2 separate regions of the Mus musculus genome follow, and region 2 is linked to region 1. Evidence: chromatin loops called from intact Hi-C (ENCODE). Cell type or tissue: heart. All regions are shown on one strand. Links, peaks and the distances in the headings refer to the core of each region. The heading gives the core; the rest is flanking DNA.

The links. A loop is a pair of places that touch in the nucleus more often than their neighbours do. Peaks named below come from ENCODE experiments on the same cell type or tissue, not always from the same donor. Only the 100,000 strongest peaks of a DNase experiment are listed, where the experiment ranks them.
Region 2: it touches region 1 in a loop (4-fold over the local background); 18 of 42 quality-filtered maps call a loop at or near these places.

Annotation. Positions count from the first base shown.
Region 1 is chr17:86,288,669-86,298,734 of GRCm38, reverse strand. All of the region lies in intron 1 of Prkce (protein kinase C, epsilon), which reads right to left. Among named protein-coding and RNA genes, the nearest start is that of 2010106C02Rik, 6.5 kb to the right of the region's middle. In heart, for the core only: a CTCF peak has its summit at 5,122 (motif pointing right); a DNase peak (open chromatin) is centred at 5,414; H3K4me3 peaks cover 542 bases; H3K27ac peaks cover 1,558 bases.
Region 2 is chr17:86,440,593-86,450,658 of GRCm38, reverse strand. The region is part of intron 2 of Prkce (protein kinase C, epsilon); the gene reads right to left. Gm30284 (a long non-coding RNA gene) reads left to right here and starts at 5,672. Exons shown (of 3, transcript XR_877087.3): 1 at 5,672-6,166. In heart, for the core only: CTCF peaks have their summits at 5,344 and 5,551 (motif pointing right); DNase peaks (open chromatin) are centred at 3,368 and 5,628; H3K4me3 peaks cover 687 bases; H3K27ac peaks cover 2,047 bases.

The DNA.
Region 1 (10,066 bases), core at 1,251-9,250:
AAGTAGAGCCTTGGGTCCTTGAGGGCAAGCAAAACGTTACCCTGACATGGACGACAGATATTGAGAGCAGGACAATCGTTGTGAATACATAGTTGACCAAAAGAAAATGAAAACTGCTTGCTGCTTAGATCCCTGTCCAGAGTCACAGCCTGAAGCTCAAATAGAAACGAGTACAATAGTGACTTCCATGGTTTTTTCTTTTTCTTCTTTGGCTTGGTGATTTTGATACAGGGTTCTCACTCTGTAGTCCAAACTGATGCCAGCCTTTAGCTGTTCTCCTGGCTGAGCCCCGGGAGGACTGAGTCTTCATGTGCCCAGCTACAGGAGAACATTTCCTTTGCAGATTCATGATGTTGCTGAAACTTTGTCCTCAAGATTCCTAGGTTCACCCTAAAAACCGAGCCCTGGGACTCTGGGGTAGGACTTAAGAGTCTGCGTGACTCTACTCCTGACAAACACTAATGGTGGTAGCCCATCAGCCACACCAAGAGAAACACATGACCCGGGGGGGGCGGGGTGAATATTGAGCATCCCCACATCTAGACAACTCAGAAAACCTTGGTTCTGGCCAGCAGGAAGCCTAAATTGCATTCTGGCTTATTGTACTTTCATCAGTGGAGGTAGCATAAAAACAAACAAACAAACAAAAAGAAAGAAAAACAGAAACAAACAAAATCCCTTGTGATCAGAGGTGACTAATGCAGTCTAAAATGTAGAGAGATGTCGATTCTGCGATTCTACATGAGGTCATAGTTGAGCAAAGCAAAAAAAAAAAAAAAAGTCACAGTTATTGGTCTGGGATCTGGCTCTGTTTCCCAAATAGCACTACCCAACCGTGCTTTTCTGTTCCCAGAAGCAGAATCAATAATAAAGGGATGTGTTGAAGCCTTGGGAGGGAGGGTGTATGTGAGTGTGTGCACTTGGCTGTGAGAGTGTATGACTGGATGTGCATGTGAGAGTGTATGTGTGTGTGTGTGTGTGTGTGTGTGTGTGTGTGTGTGTGTGTATGAGTGTATGAGTGTGTGTGTGTGTGCGTGCATGTGTGTATATGAGTGTGTGTGTGAGTGAGTGTGTGTGTGTGCATGTGCGTGTGTGTCTGTATGTCTGTGTAATGTCACAACATGGCTGTTCTTTTACATTAAAAGGCTAACCATGGGCAGCAGCTCAGGACTGTGCCTCCTAGGGAACTGGCATTCTTAACCAGGCTAATGAAGACCTCCAGCATTTGCCCTTTGCCACCAGAAAACAAAGAGCGTTTTGACGTGGCTGTGTGTAAGGGAGGTGGAAGTCGTTCCTGCGCTCAGGGCTTCCACTGAAAACAAACAAACAGCCCCAGCCAGGCTGGGGAGGGGGTAGAGGAGACCAGGACTGCCAAGCACTGGCCTGTGAGCATGGTGCCCAATGGGCCAGCAACGCACTAGTTATATTTGTAACTCGATTTGGATGGAGAAGGCGCATGGGAATAAATTGATTATCTTGAAATTGTAAGAGCAAAATTCACCAAGACAAAATGTAATGAGTTAATGAAGAGGAAGTACCTACACAAGTCACAGGTCACCTGAGGGTGCTTCTCATGAACTGCTGCGAACCCACTTTGCTCTCTGTACTCAGAGAGGAGGAAACTATGGCTAGGTGAAGGTTTGCCAGAAACCAAATGCCGACTGGTGGGTAGGGGTTTCCAGAGTTTCTTCCCCTTTCCTATTTGCATAAGTTCATGTGTGTATGCATGCATACATGCACATATGTATACACACACACATACATATACATATACATATACATATACATATACATATACATATACATATACATATACATATACATATACATATACATATACATATACATATACATATACATGCATAACACAATCAACCGTAAACACATTCAAAGGATCATGTGACAGAGACTTGATTATCTCAATGCTGTTTATAGTTTCTGAAAAAGAAATGCCAATACTTCATGGAAAACAACCATCTCTCCCAATTCTAAGGGCCAAACAAAAGCATTCATTATCCTGCAAACACTGGCCCTCTATCCCAAATCTCACTCATTCCCTCTTCCATGGAGACTAGATTCAACTCTGTCTTTCCACAACCACAATGGCCACCATTGATTAAACATGCCATGCATGCCATAGGCTAGAGCTGCACCACTGAGATTAACTAAGCTGGGACTGGGATAGGGACTGCCAGCCCATTTACAAGATAAAGAGCCAGAGGCTCACAATCCCCAATGCCACCAAGTCACTACCAGGTTGGGACTCAGAATCTGATCCTAAGTCACTACCCAGCCGTGCTTTTCTGTTCCCAAAGGCAGAGTCAATAATAAAGGGATGTGTTAAAGCCTTGGGAGGGAGGGTGTATGTGAGTGTGTGCACTTGTCTGTGAGTGTGTATGACTGGATGTACATGTGAGAGTGTGTGTGTGTGTGTAAGTATGCATATATGGGTGTGTATGCCAGTGTGTGAATGAGTGTGTGTGTGTGTGTTAGTGTGTGTGTGTAAGTATGCTTATATGGGTGTGTATGCCAGTGTGTGAATGAGTGTGTGTGTGTGTTAGTGTGTGTGTGTAAGTATGCTTATATGGGTGTGTATGCCAGTGTGTGAATGAGAGTGTGTGTGTGTGTGTGTGTGTGTGTGTGTGTGTGTGTGTGTGAAAGAGAGAGTATATGTGTATGGATGTGAGTGTGTATATAAGAGTGCGTGTGTAATTGTGTGTAAGTATGTATATACGAATGTGTATGCCAGTGTGAGTGTATGTGTGAATATATGTATATATCATCACCTCTAAGAAAGCCCCTACGTTTGGTCCCCCAAATCAATGTACATTCCAGAAAGTGGCCAGCTAAGCCTGTGACTTCTCGGTGGGCTAGTGTCAGAGGACTTAGATGAAGGACAGGAGGAGGCTCACTGAAGCTTTAGTAGCAGAGTCAAGAAATTACCGCCCCCCCCCCCCCCATGGCTCAGTTTAGGAGACTATAGAAGGCGAATTGAAGGAGAGAAAGGCCACCCACCCCAACGGCTGCCTATATGAAGATACCCACTCTTTGTTGTGTCCTTACCACTGTGAGTTCCTTATATGGGATGTAAGAACATATATAACCAAAGACTCCCTCCAGCCTCATTTCTATTCACTATTGATTCAGAGAAGAGATACCACTTATCTAGGGTTTAGAATACTGTTTTTAAGCAAAGGAATTTGAGGGGAGGGATGGCCAAGTCCTGTTCTGAGCCATCACCTGTGATCCTTTCCAATGATGAGTTAAATAATAATAATAATAATAAATAATAATAATAATAATATATCCTGACCTTGTGGCACCCCAGCCTCCAGTGACCTCAGGAAAGAGATGAGGAAGAACCAAGTTTAATATTTCTGAAAGACCAAGGGAATTCACGTGTTCACCTGAACCAAGATGTTAGTGTTGTGATCAAGTCTTTGTTGTTTTATTATCACGCTGGTGCAGAAGTTACATATGGGCTAGTGGTGGGCAGCCCTAGGCACTACTGTCTGACCAATAGAAAACAGGGAACACACGCTTCCCATTTTAAGATGAAAGAAGGCACTGTTCAGAGACATAGGTAAACTCAGTATGTTTGTGCAAGAAAACATGACTGAAGCTGGACGCCTGGGTCTGGGTGGGATGCGGGAGCAGTAAGGCAAGGTCACCACATGCTCTGGCATTCCTGTCACCTGAGCTGTGACAGACAAGCTGTCCTCAGTGGCCCAGCAGTGCCCACAGCCAAATGGGCTTAAAAGGAGACACACTCCTTCAAGGAAGCAAGCAAGGGCGCACCACTTTGAGAGAAGGACAAGACCTATGGGGAAAATGAGCATCCCAGGGGGATCAGATGTCAGCTCAGCCCTGCCACCAACCATCTGGGGTTGGAGCATGACTCTTGTTTTCTACCCGTGCCTAGAAAGAGCAAATCAAATCGGAAACATGAATTATCGCTTTCTGTCCAAGAGCTAATGGCCATCCTGTCTTGAGTCACTACTTGACCTGACTCAAGGAGTCCCAGCCCTTTTGGTCAAGACATCAAGTCTGACTGGCACAAGTCCTGGCAGTCACCACTGCTCTGTAAGATATACAGGGACAGAGAAACAGGTTCAAAGACACTGTGAGAATGTGATCAGCTGAATTAAAGATATGGGAAACCTTACAAATGACTCGCTTCTTTGACAGAAGAAAAAGACCGAGAACAAACGAACAGGAAGAAGAAGAAACGTGAGGACAAAATGAATCACGGAGAGCACTAACCAAACCCAATACGAAGGGCCATTGTCAACACCAAACAGCCTTAGATGATAACAGTGTGTCAGGCAACTGGGAAAGTCTGAACAGATTAAAGACCAATGATACGAAGGCACCTGCGCTTTTTAAAGTGTGAAGATGCCTTTGTGGCTTATGCAATTTTTGGACATACCCTTATCTTTTGAGATAGACCCAGATATATTTACAGAAACAATGTGGGCTGTTTGGAATTTCATTGAAAGTCATCCATTTGAGAGAGCAATGGCAGGGAACAGAGATAGAACAAGATCTCCCGTGTGCTACTACATGCCAAAGCCTAAGAAAATGGAGTTTTTGTACTTTTTCTGGTTGTATGTGCCTGCGATCTCAGCATTCAGAAACCGGTGGCAGGAAGGCCTACTGGGAAGCCAGCTTGGGTAACATGCCAAAAACTGTCTCACAAAAACCAAGGGCTGTAGCTGTGGCTCAGAGGTGGAGTCACTGCTCAGCAGCTACATGGCTCTGGGTTTGAGTCCAAGAAGAGAAACCTCCGCAGCAAGCTAAGTGAGGGATGTGATTTGAGTTTTATGACAGTAAGACAGTTAAAAATAATCCTATACAAAATAAATTGCATATTATTGAGTATATTATTCATTAACTTACATTGTAAGTTATATCATTATTAACTAATTCAAGTCCCGCCCTCACTGGACTGCTGAGAGGCACCAGTAAGGAAAAGTCAGCTGTCTCCGGACTTGCTTCTAAGATGCAGTCCCGTGCACACGAGGTAGCTCATCAGAAGGTGTGCTGGAGTAAGAACACTGTGCCCAGCGTATCCATCTGTTGAAATATTAATGACAACTAAGCACTTAGGTCAGGAGAGTCAAAGGTCACATTCTGAGCTCCCACTAGGTGGCAGTATTGCTTTCTTGCCATTATGCAAATAGAGGGGCCGACCACTGGGGGGGGGGGGGGGGACCGGGAGGTGGGGAGAGGAGCAAGCATCTCTGAAGTGCATGGCAGGGGGAGGAAATGTCTGCAGTTCTGTCCCATAACAGTAGGACAGAGGTTAGCCTGGAGCACCGTGCCAACCGAACAGTGCCAGCACTGATGATGAAATCCATGGAGAGCCTTGGTCTCTCGGAAGTGGGTGGGGTCAGATACTGAACACAGAAGAAGGAGGGGAGAACAGCCATGGAATGGAAGTGGAGATTCTATCTCAAAGACGGAGGAACAGCCAACAGTGAGAACGCTCTAAAAGCCTGAACCATGACTCAACTTTCCACATCTGAAAACCAGCATTCATGTGACCAGTGGAAACGGAGCCCTCTCTGGAGGGACTCATGCCGACTCCATGAAGCTACCCAGCCGGGCACATCCTTTTGGAAGGCCAGTCTCCAGTCTCCAGCATGCCAACCACCGTCAGGCTCGCCTCTCTGAAGTATTACAAAATAGAAGAAATGTATTCTTCATGATGTCCCATTGTTCACAACCCACTCCCTAGCTTCCCGATGGCTTAGGCCCAAAGCTGCCTGTCTTCCTACCAGATGTGGGCTTCAGAAAATACTACACAACACACCCCTCCCACCTTGGCTCTTCTCCAATGTTGCCAGTGAAGAGGCTTCGCCATCCTCTTCACCTAAAAGGCTACCCTAATTTGCTATTTATGTCCAAACCACCTTCCAGATCCTTATCCAATCAGAGCAATATAATGAACACACTTGCCTGCCTACCTTACGGCCCAAGGGTTTGAAACCGGTCCTATCTCCAGCCCCTTCACTCTGATATCTCTGTTGGGCTGTTGCTACCATCTTTTCTCCTTAAGCTCCCACAGCTCTAGGAGGAAAGGGCAGATGGAGCTACTGTAGAACGGATGGTGTCACGGAGGCATGTGGGGCTCTGCTATGAGCCCAGGTTCCAGTCTTGAGTCTATATGAGCTCAATGGGCTTACATAACATCTCTAGGTCTTGGACTCTCTGTCTGGACACAAGGCACCAGGATGTGTCTGGTATGTACTCTCTCCTCAGTTCTGTCCCTCGTCAGATGGGTCCCTGTGCAGGTCAGATCCATCTGTAGGAATTTGTTGTCAGCAACAGCACGGAGCGGGAGCAAGGTCAGGAAAGGGGGGCTACTCAGTGCTCGCTGGGTTTCTCTGAAACGTTGAAGTCACATGCTCCCCTGGAACATTCCTCAACTACACCTTCCAGGACTTGGTTAATTAGAAGCAGGGAGAAATCTAGGTACTGATGGCACCCACCTCACTCCTCTCTGAGGTTTGCCCAATACTCCCTCTCCTGTCCCATCCGCTTTCAAGACAGTTGAGTATCGATCTGTTGGTGTGCTCGCAACACTACACGCTGTGACATGTATTCGGGATCTCAGCTCTGTTACTGTGTGTGGCAATCCCATTTCCCAGGAAAGCAGGGGGACACGGTTCTGAGAGCTTCTGATATTCACCCAGGCTCCTCGACACTGGTAAAATGGGTGAGCAAGAGTCACTGTTGGCTTCTTCAGGATCTACCATCTTTGCCTTCATATAGCTTAATATTAAACAGTTGATTCACACAAAAGGATATTTGTAAAACATGTGTGAGTTACGAAGCGTAACAGGAATCTGGGCACCCAACCAAAACCCGAGAAGCAGCCTTAGAGACCCCACCACGCTTCTTTCTGCTGCTGTCCTCCTGTCTGTCCCGTCCTGGGCAAGCAGTTCCCTGAATTTGTACTCCTCTTTCTTTGTTCGCTTTGGACTAGAGTGTAATGTGTTCGCAGCAAAGCACACCTGTGTGCCTAGTACTAAGATGAGGAAACAGAATCCAAAGCCCCCAGAAGTTCCCAGTGCCCATCCAGTTCTTGAACCCCAAATTCTCCCCACACTGGGCCATGTTCTTCTGAGGGGCTCCTTCAGTCTATATAATACATTGAGAATTTTCACACTAAGGCAGAGGACATTCTAACCAGAAGGAAAGTTGGCACAGAGAACTAAGAGTTTTCTTGGAGAATTTTGGTTTCAAAAGTGATCTGCTACAAAAAAAACCCTGAGGTTGGCCTCCTCTGGAAGTTTCTCACAAGCTCTGCAATCACACATGGGCTTCTTTAAATAGAGTTGGCATATGATGGGAGAATTGAGGGGTGGATCAGGCAGCCGAATACTATCATTAAAGCCTTGCATGTGGCTTTATTAAATCATCTGAGTTAATATTTCTCACGGGCAGGTCTTGATTAAAAAGCAAAAGAGTTTGCAAGGAGACCACTTACAGCAAACCTGAGCTCAAGGCTGAAGCTCTTTGAGAAGAGGCTTATTGAATGATGGGACTGAGAGCCTATTTGGTCTGTTTGTCTGACTATGAAGACACCCTGAAGAAGTAGCTCTCATAGTATTGGAAGGTACTGTGCAAGCTGTCAAAGGAAAGCAACGACTAGTCCTCCCTAGCTGAGAAGCCTACGCACCACAACAATGACTAGACCAGCAAGATGCCATCAAGAATGCAGCAGTGACATTTTTATCTTGGGGGTTACCAATACCTTCCCAAGTGACTTAAGGCAATAGGAGAGAATTCATTCCTGGTGCTATAAATGTAGCCAAGTACCCATGAACCTAGCAGCCCATGGAACCTACCACTGTCATTCTCAAAAACGAGTAGAATTCCTACCTCCTTCATGGTTATCCGTTCCCACAGACCAATATGGCTCTCGCCTCTCATCAAAAGAGCTTTTTGCAACATGTGGACACTATTACAGAGATCCACCACACATTCAAATGCAGAGAGCAATGACTGTGGGGCGCCTAGCCACATCCACAATGCAACCCCTCCAACCTGAGGCTCAGGAAAAATGCAGGAGACAAAACATGAGAGCCAGAGGACCAGGACCCTTACTTGCTAGATAGTTTCCTCCTAGATGTGACAGGGAGGCTGTACCCATGAGTTAAGCAAGACCTTCACGATGACAATGGCAGTTGATATGCCAGGTTGGGAGTGGAAATTTCACAAGGCTCCGCCCCTAAATGAAGAGCTACAGGCAACCAGTAGCTGTTAAGAGAGGAAGAATCATTTTTCACCAGAGACAGTTTCCCTGATAGGACATCCTATCCCAAGTGGTCAGCCCCAAACACAACTACATACATACCAGCAACACCACCAAACAGTCTCAGTATGTTATATGTATGTTCACATGTGTATGTGTTCAAATGTATGTTCTGTTTATGGAGAGATATATATACAATATATATACAAATCAGAACATGTGTATGTGTTCAAATGTATGTTCTGTTTATGGATATATATATATATGTACATATATATACAAATGGATATATATATATTGTACATATATATACAAATCAGATATATGTGTATATATAAATATATCTGAATATATATTTTTGAATAAGTTGTGAATTTGAGAAGGAATTTGAAGGAACACCGAAAGAGCTAGGTGGGGAGTAAGGGATAGAAAAGATGTAAATATAGTATTCATGTATAAAATTTAATTTTTTAATTAAAAAAATTCTTCCTTCACCTCTTAATGTGCGTGTTCCTGGTCACCCAGTCTGTCCAGTGGGAAATGGCAATCTCATCCCCTCCTGGCTCAAAAAGCTTGCTGAATTCATGAAGTGCATATGCTGAAGTTTAGAAAGCTTCAAACAATGCCTGATCCATGACCTCATGGAAAAGACCAGAAGAATGCCCCCATCCCACCTCACCCCCCCCCAAAAAAAAACCCCCGGAGAGTTTGCATAGGGCTCTGGCAGATGGTTGTTTCTTTGAACCTTCTCTTTTCAGGTGCCTGTTATACATGGAACTCACTCTCTAATTAATTTTCCTAGAAGGCTACATTTTAAGTCTACGATGGAACGGTTAGTAAAATCCCAGCTCCGGGAGAGAGAGAGTTTTCAGCATCAACTCTCTTTAACATGCAATCTCTTGCATACAGACTCAACTCAGGTTCCACGAGGAACCCTAGGCTGCAGAGGAGTGGAACTCTGGGTTCCTCAGCATCTGAGACAGGCAGAAATATGAAATGTTCCTGAAGGAACACGCAAGGCAGAAGGGCAACTCTGTCTCTACGGAAATCTACAGAGCCCAAGTTTCTTTGGAACCTAGCATTCTAAAAGGCATGTCTGATGGTCAGCCCTAACCACGTAGTGACAGCAAATGGACTCAGTAGGTTATAGTACATAAATGTGCACACAATCTTAGCCATTGCCCTCAGAGTAGCCATTGGTGGTAGTGGATGTTGGAGGGAGCTCACCTTCCTGTACATGGCAAAATGGTCGCCTACTTCCAGAATGCAAGCTATCCCAACCCCGGGCTCATCTGAATTCCCATCTGACATTTCCCTGTCGCAGCCTGCTGTGGTCATGTGTGTGCCCCACACCCCACACACACTGACCTTCTGTTTGCTGTGCTGTCTTCACTTCTCCTCATTCTTAAAGATGACACACATGAATACAGAGATTTTCACTTTTACACCACCAGCTATGGAACCATGTCTAGCACACGGCTCCTAGGCCATACTCATGTCCCTGATTGGTCAATTCATAATGAGATCATGTGTCAACATTTAACAATAGACTATGATCAGAGAGCTGCACAGCGTGGCAACTCTATCATCATTATAAACACTGTGTAATGTGCTCGCACAAAGTGACAGCAGTGACATCACTAGACAGTGTGACCTTACAGCCTCACCGTGGGCCGGGATGATTTTTCCTATGGTATAGCTAATCTCCATGATTTAGAACATTAATTCCTCATGTTAAAAGAATGAATTCACACTCCATTGCCTCTTCTTTGCCTCTGCCCTCATGGATCTGAACAATGCTCT
Region 2 (10,066 bases), core at 1,484-9,483, 150 kb before region 1:
CTAAATTTTGCGACTATGTATGCAAATACAACTTAATTTCAGAGAATGTACTGTTCCTTACTTTATAGGACACGAGAGCTCATACGGGATTGCCTGGACCCCTTAGTAAAGGCAATGCCATAGCAGATTTGTATACCAGGCAGAATATAGGCCTTACACAGGAACATTTGGCCATGCAATCCCGTTCTTTACATCATCAAAATAGTAATAGCTTGAGACAATAATTTGGTATTTCTAGAGAATGTGCAAGTCAAATTGTAAAGACTTGTTCTCAGTGTCCTCAGCTTCTACCTGTACCACATAATGGTGTTAATCCTCGAGGACTTATGCTTCACAATTATGGCAAATGCATGTTACTCACATTTCTGATTTTAGAAAATTAAAATATGCACGTGTGACTATTGATACCTTTTCAGGCTTTCTAACTGCAACTGATTTAACGGGAGAAGCAAATAAAAATGTAATTAGTCTTTGCCTGTGGTTTTTTTTTTTTTTTTTTTTTTTTTGGCTTGGTGTTCCAAATCAGATTAAAACAGGTAATGGACCTGGCTATTGCAGTCGAGCATTTGAGATTCTTTGTTGATAATTTAATATTACCCATATTACTGGGATCCCTTATAATCCCCAAGGACAAGGTATTGTGAAACAGGTATTGTAGAATTTTAAAACAATATCTTCATAAATAAGAAGGGGAAGTTATATCCCATACACCTCACAATTATTTAAATCATGTTCTTTATATTTGAATTTTTAAAATTTGTATGCCAAGAAACTCTCTGAGTGTCTATGCCACCCTACAACCAGGCATATTTATGCCTAGGTGAAATGGAAGGAGCCACATACTGGCACATGGCATGGTCTTGATCAGGTAGTTAATATGAGGAAGAGGGCATGTTTGTGTTTTTTCTGCAAGATGCTGAAGGAGTGTGGTAGCTGCCAGAGTGTTTGGTGAGACAAGCTGATGCTGGGACAAAGAATGGTGCTGACCTGTGAGCTTGCTGAGTGCCCTGACAATGGCGACTGGGAAGCTGTACTGGACATCTGTTCCTGACCCACCTTTGCTTGCCCATATCCCAGATTGGACAAGCTGCCTTGCTGCAAGCTTTTAGACCTTGTGGGACAGAGAACGTGGAGAATGTGGAAACTGACTTAGAAAAATTAATCAAAAGGAGAAGTTTATAATGGCTCTTCTCTTTGCTTTAATGTGACCAGCTATTCTGACTCAATCATGGACTGATCTAGAAATCAATCCAATATTGGAAATAACAGTCTTCATTTAGAAGGCTGATGCTGGACATTTTCAGAGACATATTTGGAAGTTAGCTGCAGTTCTTTATGAAGATATGCTAGCAATCGATAAAATTGGGACAGGACCTGGATTGAACATGTTTTAGTGCGTGTGTTAAGGCTCCCAATCTTTTATTAATTGGCCATGTTAAAATAACTTTTGTATTTAATGTGAGTTGTATTGATTGTACACATTCTCGTTTTGTTAATGTGTTGAAATCTGACATGCCTATTATGGTGGTTTATCAATCAGCTTTTGTTTTATTGCCTGTGAGTATGACATGACCTTGGTGCTCTGAAAAACGCTTGCAAATACTGAAAGAAGCGAGTCAGGCTTTAAGCAGAAGCAATAGGATAGTGGGCTTGATTGTTGCTGGCATAGAAGCTTGAATTGCACTAAAAGCTAGCACCACTGCTTCTGCTATTGCTTTGATGCAAGAAGTTAAAACAGCTACATTCATTTAGCAAAAAAAATGTTACTAATATTCTGAGTATTCATAAGGATTTAGATAGGCGTTTGGAACATTAGATTGATGCTCTTTGTGATACTATTCAAATTATTGGGGAGGAAGTTCAGAGTTTAAAAGGAGACATCTCAAGTGTCATGCTAAACATCAGTGGATTTGTGTTACTTTTAAACTTTACAATGATAGTCAATATAATTGGGGAAAGGTTCGAGGATGCTTTCAGGGTATTTGGCATAATTCTAACACCTCTCTGGATGTTTTAACTTTGCATACCGAGATGATGATTTTGAAAAATGCTGCTCTGCTGAGCTTTGATGCTGCTAATATTGCTGATAAAATTATTCATGGCCTGAGGTCAATGTTTTGGTCAAGCTTCAAGGCTGGCATAGATAGCTTGGTCATGCTAGCCCTTCTCATCCTGGGAATACTTTTATTCCTGCCATTGTGATAAAACTTGCCTTTAACAACATCAATATTTTGGTGGCTAAAATACATGGCTTGGAACTAAAAATGGATCCCCATGTACAGTTATTAATTGAACAGGTTGGTAAGCCAAGAACAGGTAAGATTCTGCACGGAGCCTTACCAACCTAAGACAGAATAGCATTGGTCTGGATAATGCACTTTCCATGACGGGTAAGGAAGGCATTCTTGTCAGAACGACCTAAGATGGGTTATATGAAATAAAACCTGGGGAGATGTGCGTAGTCTTTTGGGGGACTGCTTCCAGATGCTTGGTGGGAATCTGACATCGGGCCAGGACAGAAGAAGTAAGCTCAAGCAAGACAGGAGTCTGACTTTGGTCAGGACTGAGGAAATAGGCCCAGATTATGAACATTTACACTTGAGTTAATGCAAAGCTCAGAGCAGGCTCAGCTGAGGCATGTGTGGCATTCCTTTTGTCTTGGTCATCCTGACTAGCCCCTAAAAATGGTGTTTACAGGATTTTGTTTATTGCCTTGCTTGTCCCTTGACCCAGAACTGATCTTATCATTTTGCATGTAATTAAAGTGGGATAAAAGCAGACTGGGAAAAAAAAAAAAACCTGCTTCAGCTTCAGAACTGGCTGGGGTCATGCTACAGTATTGTCTAATTGTCTCTTTTTCTTTTTAATCCCCACTCCTGCCTTGGAGAACCTGTTGACTGACTGAGCTGGCTTGGTCAGAAAACGGCTCTGAAAGTCTTAGACATCTGTCATGTCTTTTCAAGGAGAGCACGGCTTGAGATGGGGGAAGCCAAGCAGGTCACCTGAGGTCACCTGAGGCCAGCGAGACTGCACAGCCACACATCATACAGCGACTGGTGCAATGAAGCCAGAGGAAGACACACCTGTCTCCTGTCTGCCACTACTAGAGAGTCACCAAAACAAAATCGAAGGACCCAATTACACTTCACACTTATATATCAACTGTCTGTGTCTATACCCTCTCTGTTCATCACCTAAAGGCAGCCCACGGGACCAGACAGACAGGCTCAGAGGGCTTAATGCATGAGGTCTGGATCCCCAAGCTTTGGTATTTGTTTCTACTATTTTTTTTTTCTAGAAGAAACCACAGGGAAGAGGTTCAGCCTGGCACTTCCTCTTTCTGCCACGTGAGCTTTGTGTTAGATCTCACCAGGGCAGTGGGGTTAGATGAGGTCAGAGCTAGCATACAGGGAGCCTATGGTGCCAGATTCCAGAAACTTGCTTCAACAATACAGGCCAAGGGCAGAGAACTCAGTGAGTGACCAGAAAGCTGCATGCCGGACCCAACTGGGTGAGCAGGCTGGCCTGTGCCCACAGGGGTTCAAGATCTGTTTCAGTCCAAATGTTCTGGGCACTTGTAAAGCATCAAGAGAAAGCTGGCCGATGAAAAGAAAGCAAGTTTCTCCACAGTGAGGACATTTATTTGTGCACATGTGTATTTTGTTCTGGAATCTGCTGAGTAAGGCATGGCAGTGTGTTTGTGGTCCCCTCAGCCAGGAAAGGGTGGCCTGGGTGACAAGGACGGAGGCATGAGTCCCCACGTGTGCAAGGGATGCCAATCAGAGTCACATAAAGTTCACTAACTGTATCAACAGCTGCTGCTATGATTGGTGGGTGACAAATGACTTATCCAAAACTGTTCAAGAAGTCAAGTCACAGAAACAAGGAGGGGACTCCCAGGGACAGAATGGAGCAAATAAAAGAAATAGATTCCAAGTCACCCAGGACATACTTGGCTTTTATATGTTCCCTCAGTTGCTGGGGATATGTCCCTTTCACACTGTCCTTTCTCTATTCAGTCATCCTTGCTCTAAAAAAACCCACAGGATAGTGAACTGAGAGACAGAACCCTTCCAGCCAGGCTGTCCACACATCCCTCCATTTATGCAGCCTTCCCTGGAGGCTGTCTCCCAGCAGCCCTGCTCTAGGCAATGTGGACTACAGTCATCTCCAGGGCCACATGTAAACAGAGACAATCGTCCCTCATTCCTAGAATGGTTAAGAACAGAGAATTAGGGGCGGTAGAAGTAGAGGAAGACTGAGTCTGGGCCCTCTGAGTGGCATTAACTGTGAGTCACAGAGATGCCCTGTGGCAGGAGGGAAGCTCCCAATGGAACCTCCGTGTTGTGTCCAGATTCCTGTAGTCACCTGCTCAGCTTCAGTTACTGGTGTCAGGAAGAGGTGGGTATCTACCCTGCAGAGTCAGTGAGCTACTGTCATTAAGAGCACACAGAAGGAACTCAAGGATGGGGACTGTCATTACAACAGTGACATGCACCCCAGAAGAGTAAACCCAAGCCACTGAAAATGTGGGGCCTGTCAGGTCTTGTTACCCATAGCGTGTAGCCTGAAACAGGAAGCAGTAGGTGTTCTATGCAGGCCAACAGATGCAGTTAAGGCTGGACAGTCACACGATTCGCTACAACACCTGCGAATATGTTTTTATTTAAGTCCAATTATAGAACTATATGCAAAATCGGGTTGGCTCTCCATGTCTATAATCCTAGTACTTGGGAGGCTCAGGCAGGAGGATCCCTTTGCCTTCAAGACCAGTCTGCGTTCCATAGGGAGTGCCATGCCAGCCAACGCTCCAGAATGAGACTATCTCAATAAAAAAAAATCAAAACCAAAAACAAAACAGATACATAAATTAAAGGGAAATGTTTGAAAGGAGTTGAATCTTTTTCCCCAGTCATTATGGACAGTTTTTTGTTGTTGTTTGTCTGCTTTGTAAAGCACATTTTTAAGAGTCACTGCCAAATAAGCCTATAGAAACAGCCTAATTTCAAGTTCTCTGGAACTTGAAATGTCCAAGTCTGACTCAGGATTAATGTGGAGATTGCACGTTACGACTTGCAGGTGTTTGTAGATGCCCGTTGCAGCATGCACATATGAGATCAGCAGAACTTGTGGGTTTGGTTCCTGCCCTGTTTAATAAGAACAGTCTGTGGTTTGGAGGAAATCTGTCAGAACTAGGAAACAGCCTTCCCAATTCCAGTGGAAAAATCTCCCCAAGCTAAACGTGGCTGTAGGATGCTCAGCTGCTAAGATATAACAATGAGGCATGCAAGGTGCCACAGGCCTGTAGCCCCAGCTCTTGGAAGGCTGAGGAGGGAAGACCACAGTTCAAGGTCAACCTGGGCCCCATGGTCAGTATGTAGTAAGAACTTTCTGAAAGACACATAGAGGGGTAAGGGAAGGGAAAGGACACAAAATTCAGAGAAGACGCAAAAGGAAGTGAGTCCTGCCGCTGTGGGGCTGCATTCCCCACAGCACTGTGAGCTTACAAACCTGACGACACTTCCTGAAATTGTCCACCAAGTCTGGCCACAAGGGGGCATGAGAGCCAACGTCTTGGCTTTTGTTTTTATGCCTGGATTCTCTCAACAGAAAACATGTTGGGGGAGGACCCAGAGGGCAGAGGCACTCACTGCTGGGTGAGTCCTGTGGCTCACTGCCACCAAAGCAGTGACTCAGGCGGTTCATCCTTGGGTGTTTCAACACCATTTGAGAGCCGGTCCAAAGGTTTCCCTCACTTTCTAAGCACACTCCCGCTCTGCCCTGGGCACAGTTACTGCATTATTACACAGGGGGAGGGGAGGAGAGCACAACAAACACCGTTTTCAATAAATTAGCATCTTAAGCAGACACTAGCAGAGCCAACCCCTAAGGAGTCTGTGGTGGGTACAGAGCACATGCCCATCTTCGAGGGACAGGTCAGGACGGTGCCCTTGGCATGAACGGTGGGCATTGCTGGCCCTCAATGCCTACCTTCTCAGGTAAGAACCAAGCCACATCTACAGGGCTGCAGGCTGGCTCGTGGACTGTTGTACCAGCTCATCGGCAGAGAGAGCCTTTCGCATGGTGGATCTGTCCTCTCAGCAGCACATGTGAAGACCCCTGAGACCTTGAGCCTCACCAGGTATCGTCAGGCACCATGGCAGAGGTAAGGCAGCCTCATCTTAAATCACAAAATGTTTCCACCTGTCCACTGACTGACCCAGCAGCTGGGGCAGGCTGTCATTTCAAGTTCAGTTATGCACTGACTTTGTTGAAAGATTTTGGGGGAAATTATTATTTTATTTATAAACTTGGAGTTGTATATGAATTTTGAACTATTAATATTTCTGTTTGACTTTTGGATGAGATGTTACTTCAAAGATGTTCATAGCTCAAGGCCCCTCTCGGAGGAGCCTTCCCTCTGCCTCTCTCATTTGTCCAGGCCAATAAAATGCAATTCATTCAAAGGATGATGGAAAATAACCACTTTATGTACTTGAACTGACAACATACATTCAAACTCGTAACATTTATCTGAAAACAAAAGCCTGCATGAACACTCATTTAGCAATACCACGTGGCCACGGGCTTCAAGGCCTCTGCTTTTGAGCTCCACACTGCCTCTCGTAGACAACAGAGCATGTGTGACCTCCAACGTTAGTATCTCTGTGGTGATGCTGATAGAGTGACGTGAACTCACACTTGTTGACACTCATCACCAGTGCTTCCAGTACCTCATTGTTCTCTTGCCCATAATTCAGTTTTGTTAGCAATTCTTCTCGAACCCTTCTTCACATTCAACTCAGTTTTCATAGAAACACCACTCACACTCATTTTATTTTGTAAGGTTAAGTCACAATTATGTGATCATTGTAGGAACAGTAAACACAAGGGACTTTTGACAAATATCCAACCAGAATAATGGGACACTTTGCAGGAAGGAGAGTGTGCAGGCAGTTACACTACAGCCAAGGGCCTGAGAGAAGTCCTCGGGTATTCCAGGAGGAATGGGGTGCAGAGTGACTACCCCAGCAGCTGGCAGCTTAGGACAGCAGTGGCTACCCTGTGGTGGAAAGGCCTCCAAAGCTGCAGATTCAGCCTTTGTAAAACAGCAAAACTCTAACCCACTAACTACAATTTAGATGCAACTGTCACGAAAAAAAAAATAAGTGTGAGCTGAAATGGGATGGCAGTTCAGGCCTGTAAGCCTAGCAGTTGGGAGACAGAGGCCAGAGGATTAGAAGTTCAAGGCCAGGTTCAGTTATTTACTGAGTTTGGGGGCAGCCTGTGCTACGTGAGTCCACGTGTCAAAACAAAACAAGAGAAATAAGATAAATGAAAAAAGGGGGAGGAAGGAGGAGGGGAGGGTGAGCGGAGGGGTAGGGGGGGAAGGAGAGGGGAAGGGAAGTAGAGGAGAGGGGAGTGAAGAGGAAGAGGAGGGAGGGAAAGGGGAAAAGGGAGGAGAACAGAGGGCAGGGAGAAGGATAGGGGGGAAAGGAGAGGAAAAGGGGAAGGCAGGGCAGGAGAGGGATGGGAAGAACAGCAGGGAGGGGAAGGGAAAGGAGAGGGGAGGGCAGGGCAGAAAAAGAGACAGGAGGGGAGGGGAGAGGAGAGGAGGGGGAAGTGGAGGGAAGGGGAGGGAAGAGGGGAAGGGAGGGGAGGTGAGAGGAGGGGAGAGGAGAGGAGGGGAGAGGAGAGGAGAGGGGAGGGGAGGGGAGGGGAGGGGAGGAGAGGAGAGGAGAGGAGAGGGGAGGGGAGGGGAGAGGAGAGGGGAGGGGAGGGGAGAGGAGAGGGGAGGGGAGGGGAAGGGAGGAGAGGGGAGGGGAAGGGAGGGGAGGGGAGGGGAGGGGAGAGGAGAGGGGAGGGGAAGGGAGGAGAGGAGAGGAGAGGAGAGGAGAGGAGAGGAGAGGAGAGGAGAGGAGAGGAGAGGGGAAGGGGAGGGCAGGGCAGGGCAGGAAAAGAGACAGGAGGGGAGGGGAGGAGATGGGAGGGGAGGGGAGGGGGGAGTGGAGGGATGGTATATAAAAGAAGGAAGTGCTTCCTCCAATCTCTTGATCAAAGGCAACAAGAGCAGCCCAAGCAATATGCTGTGCTACAAGCAGCTTAGTTACCCTGGGGTCAAAACGCTACCCCAAGTAAGGAAGAAAGGACAGAGCACCATTTGAAAGGAAAAATGTAAAAGAAAACAAGGGTGTATATCCTTCTGGCCTTCAGGCAACAGGCAATGCGATTTTAATTGTAACACAAAAAGTACAAACCGCAAAGGAAAAAGATCAATTCAACTACATTAGATGGGAAGTTTTGCTCATCAAAAAATACATTTTCAAGAAGTAAAAAGGTAAGTCAATTATATGTTCGACAAAGACTTAGACCCAGAAATCTGTGGCTTCTTGTGGATCAATAGGAAAGAGACAGACAATCCCGTAGGATAATGGCTGAAAGACCTGAGTGGGCGCCATCCAAATGAAAATCCACAGTGCGCAATAGCTGCACAAAGAAATGCAAGCAGGGGAACAGAAATCGAGACCTGGAGGAGGTCCTGGGTGACTCTGTAAGAGCATGGTACACCTGCTCTCTCAGCACTTAGGAAGCTGGGGCAGGAGAATGGCAAGTGCCAGCCAACCTGGACAACATATGAACTTAAGGCCAGTGGAGACTCAAAATTAAAAAAAAATAAACTCTTAGTAGAAAATAATCAAACAAACAAAAAACAGCATGCTACACACACACACACACACACACAGTGAAAGATCTGAAAAGAGGGACTCAGGTACTGTGTACTACAATACTCAAAGCAGCACTAACCCCAGTAATCTAAAGGAAGAAAATCACTCAAATGCCCATCAACAGCTAAACAAGACACGGTCTGCACACGGTGGAATACTATTCAGCCTTAAAAAATAGGAAATGCTGAAACACGTTACAACATGGAAGCGACCTAAGGATGCCACACAAAGGGACCAACCTAATTACAACCAAACGAACACCGTGACTAAATTAAATCTGACAGAGCGGGACAGTGGACGGCTGCCAGGGGTTGGGGAGACAGGGAAAGAAGTAAGTGAAGGCTGTGGTGTTTCTGTTTGGAAGGACGATGCTTCCATCTGTCCAGGATGGATGGTAGTGAAGACTGCTCCCAAAAGGGAATACTTAAACATCACTACACTTAATGGTTCAAATGGCAAATACAATGTTAAATATATTTTACAAAATTATTTTTAAAAAGTGAAATATACAAATCAGAGCAGCTAAAAAAACGGGAAAGAGATGATCAACCCCTAGTTTGGCAAGGGTGTGTGGTGACTGCAGGTTGCAGACATCAGGCGAGAGCCATGGGTCACCTGGAACACAGTATTTACCAAGGCTGTGCAGCTGTGGACTTTGAGACTCAGGAGTCCTCTTCCTAGGCAAACACGCAACAGTAGCACACATACTTGCACACCAGCGCCACAAGCTACGATATTCACCGTGGCATTTATACTGCACAGCCATTGGACCCAAAACCACCACATCACTGATAGTAGGACTGATAGATACAGTCTTCCACAGGCAACTCGACAATGAAAATGAGCAAGGTATAAAAGACAAGGTGACCAATGGTGTCCCTCGGGAGAGTAAGGAAACATATTCTGTTCTTGGAAGTCAAGCATGCAGGAGGGTGGTGGGCTGGGAGGGAGCATCCCAGGATGAGTCCTGCTCTGTTTCTCCCTCTAGATGCTGAGCATCTGCGCTCTGTGAGGATTTAGCAAGCTGTACCCTTAGGGGCATTTTCCTGTCTGTGCTACTTGAATAAAAACTCAACAGAGGTGTCCTATGCAGCAGTACATGCCACGAAGCCTTCACTATAGAATCTTTGGGACCCAGAGTGTCCCAAACTTACGCCCTAATGGAACACTGGCAATGCAGAATACCACGTGCAGTTCCAAGCAGAGTAGAAGGTATCAACTCGGAAGCTTTATACAAGGTCTAAGTTTAGGATAGCCAGCTGATGCTCCTGGAAGGTGTTTTAGCACATTTTCCTCGTCGAATTCATTCTGGCATCTAATCCCATTTGAATGTCCGCAAA